Regions from separate parts of the Homo sapiens genome. Here region 1 is linked to region 2. The links are chromatin contacts, found by Hi-C or POLR2A ChIA-PET in ENCODE. All regions are on one chromosome and are shown on one strand. Each heading gives the region's core, a stretch centred on a gene start or an enhancer-like site at or near the end of the contact. The rest is flanking DNA. Distances are from core to core; before and after follow the strand shown. Region 1 holds the start of RAD23B (RAD23 nucleotide excision repair protein B). Region 2 has its middle 110 kb from the start of ZNF462.

Region 1 (4,261 bases), core at 87-2,586, 530 kb before region 2:
ACTGACCTCAACAGTGTCTCTTTATGCAGTCACAAATACAGAAAAATGTATAATGTGGACTTCTGAAATGTTTAAGGCTTTAACTGCAGAAAGGATTCAAAGTTGTTGTTTTTTGTTTTTTTTTTCTTTTTTCCCCCTTGAACTGCTACTGTTTGGGGCATCGGGGGAGGGTGGCTGCAGCGTTCCAACTCCTACAATTCCAAGATTTCTAACACAGAAAACCCGTTAAATCTGAAGTTTAGTTTGAGCCTGGATGGCTGTGAAGAGCTCTAACAGCTAAAACCATCACCAAAGAGGCCTCAAAGTGCAATCTACGCAAGGGTGTGGGTTTGGTGGCGGGAGGAAGGCAGCAGAACGATTCATTTGCAAATAAAAGGGTAAACAATTCTGAGGGGAAAGGGGCAAATTCATTTTCACCACCACTCACCTCTCGGCGGCAAACGGAACCTGATACTTTTTTTTTTCTTAAGGCTCATCTTCTCGGGTTACCAACTCTGGGAACTAAGCGGCTAACCAGGTCCACACAGGGGTAGTGGCGACGCCTACGTCTCCCTCCCCCACCTGTGCACCCATACCAGAAAGCCAGGCTCTACGGCTGAGACGGCCTGGACCTTCCCATCCCCCTCCGGCCCCGCTAGCACGAGCTCCTAGGCCCAGGCCCGCGGGCGTGCGCTCCACGCCATCTGCCACCAGGCCTTCGGCGTCCGGCCACTGCTTCCCCATTCTCCTGCCACAAAGCCCACGGCCAAGACAGGAGGATCGGCTCCGCTGTACGCCGCCAGGGCCGGCACCAGGACCCAGGGCCCTCATCGCGCCCTCCGGGGCTTCCCCCGCTGGAGCGCGCCGCCCGGCCCCACGAGCTCCTGGCGCTCCCCGCGGCCCGCACGCGGCTGCCCCTGCCCCCGGCCCGCGCGCATACCGTCTCCTCGGGGTCAATGTCTATCTTGAAGGTCTGCTGCTGGAGGGTCTTCAGGGTGACCTGCATGGTGCCGCCGCGCAGCTCGGCTGCCGGGCCTGCGCCGGGTGCTGGCCGCTGGGCGGGGTCTGTGGCCTGGCGGGGCCCCGGGGTCGCCCGCGCTCCTCGCGCTCTGGGGAGGAAGGCGGTGGGGGTGGGGGCTTGTCACATTCGCCCAGCGGAGCGGCCTCTCCCCCAGCCCGTGCCCCGGACCGCGCCGCTGCCTCCGCGACTGCGGCCTTCCCCGCGAACTCGGGCCGCCGTGCTTCCTCACGCGCCGAGCGCCAGCCACGGAGTCTGCAGAAGGCGCGAGGGGGTCGGCGAGACAAGCAGGGAATCCGCTAGCTCACCACAGGATGGTGGCCGCCATCATCGTGACTCGCCGAGACGTGCCCCCTCCCCCACGCGAAAAACCTGGGGGGATGGGGCCGGGCGGGCGAAGCGCGCAGGCGTGGGGTGCGGCGACGCTTTGCGCCGGCGCGGCCGAGGACTCCGCCCCAGAATTGGGGGCGGGGCGGAAGGCGGTCCTGGAATGTCGGCGGCCTGGACCCGGATTACGCAGGCGCGTTCCGTGGGCGGCAAGGGCTCCTGGGGCTTCCTCCTAGCGACTATTGCTGGGGCGTTCTCTCCGGCTGCCGCGGCTCCGCCTCTGTGCAGGCTCCGCCCGGCTGCCGAAGTTACGCAATGTGTAGCCCGGGAAGCGCTTCGTGGAGACCCGGCAGAGTGGATGCGGAGCCCTGGAGCGGGGGAGTAATCGGGGCGGAGTTTAAGTGAAAGGATGGCGGTAACCACAGTCTGGGGGCCAGCACCCGCGGGGCGCTTGCTGCGGGGCTCAGCCCTGGGGGTGTCGACTGATTCTTTAATCCCGACAGCACAGACTCCTGAGCTGGACTGCCCGAGTTCAAATATTGTTTTTTCTCACTAGCCTAAACAGATGGACCGATTTAAAATGAAGGTCAAGTTCTGTCACACCTCGGGGTAGAACTGTCCAGTGTTTCCCCATCTAGCCCCGAGTTAAAGTCAGAGTTATTAGAACGGATGCATTAGCCCCTCGCCTTTCTCCGAGTCGCCTTACTCTCCCCACTGGTGGATTCTAGGTTGCCCCCGGCTCCCTTAACATCCTTGCTCAGATATTGCCTTCTTGGTGAGGTCTGTTCTGGCTGCCTTACTTAAAATCCCAACTTCCTATCTCTGTTATCCTGCTCTGTTTTCTTGTATAGCGGGTATCCCTTTATAATTACCCTGTAATGTACGTATCTCTTGTTTATCATCTTTCTCCTTTTCCTGTGAACCCCAGACTGAAGCTGCACAGAGGCAAAGATTTTGCTGTGTTCACCCATGAACATGCCTGGCACATTGCAGGTGCACGGTAAATATTTGTGGAATGGGTGAATGTGCTTCTGGATCCTCAGCAGTAGAATGAGAATAATAATGTCACTCATTGATTATTGGAGGGGGAAGTTGAATATTGTATGTAAAATCATGATAAACAGTCTGTAAGCAGTTAGCTATTAGTAGAAAGTCCGTTTACAGATAGAAAACTGAAGTACAGAGATGTTGAGTAATGCACCTGGAATAACCCAGCCAGTAGTAAATGGCAAATCCACAATGTGACCTCAGACAGAATGACTCCAGAGTCTGTGTCCCAGGGTGTGCCACTATTCCCCTGTTTTTTGTTTTAAAGATTATTCTTATTTTTTTAAAGCGTCTGACTGTCATCCACGCTGGAGCGCTGTAGCACAAACACGGCTCACTGCAGCGTCAACCTCCTGAGCTCAAGAGATCCTTCCACCTCAGCCTCTTGAGTAGCTGGGACCACAGACACACACCACTGCTTCCCAGCTGATATTTTATTTTTTTGTACAGATATGTTCTCCCTATGTTGCCAGGGCTGGTCTTGAACTCCTGGGCTCAAGTAATCCTCCTGCTTCGGAGTCCCAAAGTGCTGGGATTATATGTGAGCCATCGCTCCCAGCTATTCTCCTCTGTTTTATACTGTGCCTGTGGCACATTTGATTTAGTTCAAGTATAAAACACAGTTCTAGTCAGGCCACTAGCTCTATGACCAATTACAAATTACTTCTCTGGGACAGCATCCTCACTAATACAATGTCACTGCTTGGTTTTCAGTGGCTTCAAGGAGCTTGGGTTTAATGTTTTCAAGAAACTTTCCTTGACCAGCTTCTCCCTCCACTAACCTGATATTTCCCCTTTCACAACACATAACTCCCTTCATAGTAATTAAATATGCAATCTTCTGCCCTCTGTCTTCCTGTATCTACTCGTAGTCACCAGGTGGTTTCATCTTGGCCCTTGTTTTGAAATACCTCCAGCCTGGACCTTTCCCCTTAGCTATAGAGTTAGCCAATTGCCTAAGCAATATCTTCACCTGAATATGTAACAAGCCTCTGAAACTTAATGTGGCCAAAGAGAACAATTGATTTCTCTCTGGACCTCCTTCCCCCCTGCAAACTGCCCCTCTCCCAGTTTTCCCCCATCTTAGTTTATGGCCTCACAGTCTACCCAGGTGCTCAGACCAAAAATCTGGTCTTCATCCCTGATAACTCTCTTCCCTCACTCACCCACTCCCAACCACCACATGCAATTCATTATCAAGCCCTGTCAACCTTATTCTCCAAAGTATATCCCCAAGTCAGCCTTTTTTCACCGTTTCTACTTCTACAGCCCTAAGCTAATCCATCATTATCCTTCACCTGCGTCCCACCTGGTCTCTCCGCTTCCACCCTTTACCCCCAACAGCCTCCCCAGCAGCCAGAGTGGCCTTTTAAACCCATAAATCAGAGCATGTTGTATCTATGCTTAGTATCTCATTACATTTTAGAATAAAAGTCAAACTCTTTACGTGGCCTTGGAGAGCCCACATGATCTGACTCCTGCCAGTTTCTCTGACCTCATCTCTTTCCTTCTCTCACCCACTCATTCACTGTCATCCATTTCCCTTTCAACCCTCAAACAGGTTAAGCTGGTTCTAGCCTCAGGGCCTTTGCACTTGAGGTTCCTTCAGCTTGAAACTCTATCTTCCCAGATCTTTGAACAACTAACTCCTTTTCATCTTCAGGTTCCAATTCCAATTTTACTTTTTTAGAGAGGACTTCTCCAACCAATTTAATAATATATATTAAACATGTGTTAAGCCTTTTTTCTTTTTCTTTTTTTGAGATGGAGTATCGCTCTGCTGTCGCCCAGGCTGGAGTGCAGTGGCGCAATCTCGGCTCACTGCAACCTCTGCCTCCCAGGTTCAAGCGATTCTCCAGCCTCAGCCTCCCGAGTAGCTGGGATTACAGG
Region 2 (4,203 bases), core at 1,324-3,823:
TCATGATCTTGAAAAAATTATTTCACAACTCTAAACTGGAGTGTGCCCATTTGAAAATTGGGAATGGTAATATCTGACTGATAGTATTTCTGTAAAGATCAAAGAAAGTAATGTGTGTGGTATATGCTAGATCTGATACCTAGCACACAGCAGTGATTATTACTATAGCTAGGAACCCTACAGCTAGACTAGTTGGGCTTAAAGCTTGACTCTTACACTTACTAGCTGGTGAACTTGAGCAAGTTATTTCCCTCCTGTGCCTCAGTTTTCTCATCTATAAAAGGGAGATGATAGTGGTACCTACCTTGTAGTGTTGTTTGGAATTAAATGAGTTAAGATATGTAAAGTGCCCTGTGCCTGGCATATACAAGCAGTATGTGATGGCTATTATTATTATCATCATCATTGTAGCTACTATAGTCGCCTTGCTGCCCTCTATCAGAAAGTATATAGATTGCCTTATAAAACTATTTATAATCTTTTTCCCCCACATTAAGTGAATGATGTCTTTAAAAAAAAGGAAAAGGAGGAGTCTCTACCCACAGACAAGAACTCCCCCATTGGGAGTGCTTCCTCTGTCTCCTGCTTGCAGTGACACCACCTGGAGGGAACCCACCACCCCCCCACCACCACCACCCCCAGCAGCTCCAGCAACAGGCCTGCCAGAGATCTGAGCAGATGTTTCTGCTTTTCAGACCCAGGCGTTTCCTCTCTTCTAGGAGCACATGCCAGCACAGTCAATATCTGGAAACCCGCTGCTTCACAGTAGGGCTGAGAACTAAACTGGTACTTTACTAGAAAATGGTAATAAAGCAATTTGAATTGCTTTTCATCCTCCTTGCTCTTAACAGCTTTTAGGTTCATATGAGACCAATCAATTAATCCTGCTTCAGAGCTACAGGAATGGGGTGTTTTCCAGCCTCTGAATAGGAGATGGGCCCATAACAGAGATTTTTCCAGCCGTATTTCACAAGGACCATTTAGCCTGGCATCTAGAGCAATGGTGGGCAGAGGTGCCACTTGGTTGGCACCATATTCTTACAGCCTGGCCAGTTCCCCAGGTGCAAAAGAATGGCTTCTACCCCAAAGGCAAACCATAAATGTGATTCTTCTTTGTATAGTCTTTTCCTTCCATTCTCATTTCCTTCAATCCCAGGTTTCTGTATGAAAGAGTTAATAAGGTAGAGGATGATTCACCTGCATGGAAACTGATATGTACATTAAAAAAGGAGCTGCCATTTCCTTCCTGATCAAGTGTGATGTAGTTCCTTTGAAAGCCTCCTCTCTCACCTTGAGGAAGTTCTTACAGATCTCAGCATCCATAGATCTGTGTCCAGCACACAGTAACACTCAGAGAATAATGGATGAAGTGGATTAAAATAGAAATGAAATGAAAATTTAGAAAGAATGGAGGCGAGGGAAGGATTTTTTCCTATTTTTTCATGACCAAGTATTGAATATTATTATTTTAAGAATTAATATATTTTAAAAATCTTCACATTAAAAGATAAATGGGGCTGGGCATGGTGGCTCATGCCTGTAATCCCAGGACCTTGGGAGGCCGAGGAGGGCAGATCACTTGAGGCTAGGAGTTCGAGACCAGCCTGTCCAACATCGTGAAACCCCATCTCTACTAAAAATACAAAAAGTAGCTGGGCATCGTGGCAGGTGCCTGTAATCTCAGCTACTTGGGAGGGTAAGGCAGGAGAATTGCTTGAACTTGGGAGGTGGAGGTTGTAGTGAGCCGAGATCTCGCCACTACACTTCAGCCTGGGTGATAGAGCAAGACTTTGTCTCAAAAAAAAGAAAATTAATAAATAAAGACAAATGGTTAGTCCATAAATGGAAGGTAACAGATTAAAAGTGGTCAATGCCCGTGGACGAACATATTTACTCTGGCACACGAATTGGTGTTGAGAGAAATTTATGTTCTTCCTTCATTGTGAAATTAGTGGAGGGTATTTATCCACCTCAGCACAGATATTTGCCAGAAGTTGTCTCAAGACCTCAAGCACAACTTGTTTAGACATTTTCCAGTTGTAATTTTTTTCTAGGCTGTTAAAAATATTGACTTTGACAGCTTTAAAATGATGGCCTCAGAATTGGAATAATTTACATTCTGGAATTAAGATAATTCAAGCATTTCTGCTGGCAAGGAACAAGGGTAGGAACCAGTTATATAAATCCCAGATTTGTGGGAGACTGAACCATTAGCATAGATTCGTCGTCTGTGGATATTCAGAGCAGTCACCTTCCCATGTAAATGAATCTTTATGTCTCTTCCAGGCAGGCCCAGATTCTGAGCTATTTTCGTAACTTCTTTCGGATCAGGTGATCTGGAAGAGGGTGGGCGAAGGCGTCAGACTCAGGCCACACTCATGTTGCCGGCCTCTTGGTGTTCTGCAAGAGACACAGAAAGCCTGAGGAAAAATTCTAGCCACTGTCTGGCTGTTGTGTGTTTACCTTAGACGTTCTCTCCTTTAACTCCTGAGTCTCAGTCCCAGAGAGTCAACATAGAAGGCATTCAGAACAGCTCAGTGGTCCTGGACCTGACCCAGCTCTCTCTGCCAGATTCCAAACACACCTGCTAAACAGATTCTTTTCTCCCAGCGCTCTGCTGACATTTCAGCTGGAACCAAAGTCACTCTCTTAGTCCACAGCATTCCTCTGACTGCTAACGGGACCATTTGTCCTCTCCATTCCTTAGGAGTTTCTCTTTGACTCTGACTGGAAACACCTAAGTCAAAAGAAAACTTGGTCCAAACCCCGAGGCTATGGCTGGGAAATAATGGAGTGGTAATCATATTCAATAGGAAACAATGAAAGCAACAGCTTCCCTCAAATGGATTCGTCCTCATCCTTGGTACTAGGTACACTTGTGCTTGTCACATTTTGTCATCCTCGAGTGGCTCTGAGGTGTCATCCAGATTTCACAAGTGAAAAAAAGATTAGAAAAACTAAAGAATTTCCCCAGAGGCACCTGACTGGTGACTAGGTCAGATGGACCCCAAGCCCATGGTTTGGATATTTCAGCTGTCACCTCTAGCAAAGATGTAGATGACTATCCCTGTGGAAATCAAGAGGTGGAAGAGACACTGGAGATGACAAGGGCTTCTCCCAAATACGTATCATGTGCATGAGTGTAAGTTCAAATCAGTCACGGCATCATGGTCATTTGGAATTCTGTGATTGGAAGATATATTAAAGCCCTTCTAAATCAAATCTTTAACGCTCAAAGCCTGACACCCTTAAGCATATGGCAGATTATTAACCGGGGATGATTTTGACCCTCTGGGAACATTTGGTGATGTCTGAAGGTATTTTCAGTTGTCACAACTTGGGCCGGACGCCTGTGGGTAGTAGAGACCAGGGATGCAGCTAAAACTCCTGCAGTGCTCAGGACAGCCACACCCCACCCCATTCCCTTCAGCACAAAACAGAATTATCTGAATCAGATCATGTCAGTAGTGTTGAAGTTGAGAAACCCTGAAAAATGGAAAGGCAAGATGAGAGAAACATGGACACTGGAGATCATCTGGATCAAGCCCCTCAATGTTATTAAAAAAAGAGACCCAAAATGGTGAAGTCACTAACCCTTGGTCACATGGCAAGATTTTGGTAGAGTTGGAGTTGAACTACACTGGACATGAGCATATGAATAGCTATATTAATAAATATCTATAATAATATGAACAATCACAATTGCAATGCATTAATAGAAAAATGTAAAAAGAAAAATATTGACAGTTATTATCACCAGGGATAGTCACATTTACTCTGCATATGTAGGTACAACAAGTATGACAGGAAGATACTGCCCATATATAATTCCTGTTTAAAAAAAACTTTTTTTTTTTGAGCAACAAGAGAGGAATGAACCAGCTTAAAATCTCACAGCTCATAAGAACCTGGAATTGAACTCTTTTCTCTTAAATCAAAGGCCTTTGGGATGACCAGCAGGGCCTTGGTTCTTTCCATGACTGAAAGGGCATTAAAAAGAGAAAGTTTATACCCATATACATGAAAACCGCAGGATATTCAAACATCTTTTGTAGTATCACAGTCATCTGCATTTGATATATCTTTTGAGTCTATTGCTATGAAGGATGTTGCATTTACTCCTGCAGGCTCTGCTATTGGGTATATAAATCGCTCTAAAATTTCTGGAGGATAATTAAGCACTATGTATGAGGAGCCACCCTT

What was found. A loop is a pair of places that touch in the nucleus more often than their neighbours do. ChIA-PET counts read pairs that join two places held with the same protein, here RNA polymerase II (POLR2A). Pooled maps may share reads with other maps.
Region 1: a map of OCI-LY7 shows a loop between it and region 2 (2.9-fold over the local background). The contact joins the promoter of RAD23B here to the enhancer-like site in region 2. A Hi-C loop is called at or near these places in 1 of 168 maps with a recorded cell type or tissue (OCI-LY7) and 2 of 50 pooled maps. POLR2A ChIA-PET finds 5 or more read pairs at or near these places in 2 of 52 experiments (OCI-LY7 and WTC11).

The regions. Positions count from the first base shown.
Region 1 is chr9:107,280,354-107,284,614 of GRCh38, reverse strand. RAD23B (RAD23 nucleotide excision repair protein B) reads right to left here and starts at 1,336. Exons shown (of 10, transcript NM_002874.5): 1 at 920-1,336. The coding sequence starts at 985. RefSeq lists a silencer at 798-1,357 and an enhancer at 1,848-2,007.
Region 2 is chr9:106,754,206-106,758,408 of GRCh38, reverse strand. No RefSeq gene overlaps it. Among named protein-coding and RNA genes, the nearest start is that of ZNF462, 110 kb to the left of the region's middle. Within about 2 kb of position 2,573, at least 6 of the 41 ENCODE cell types and tissues checked have a DNase peak (open chromatin) inside an H3K27ac peak, as active enhancers do.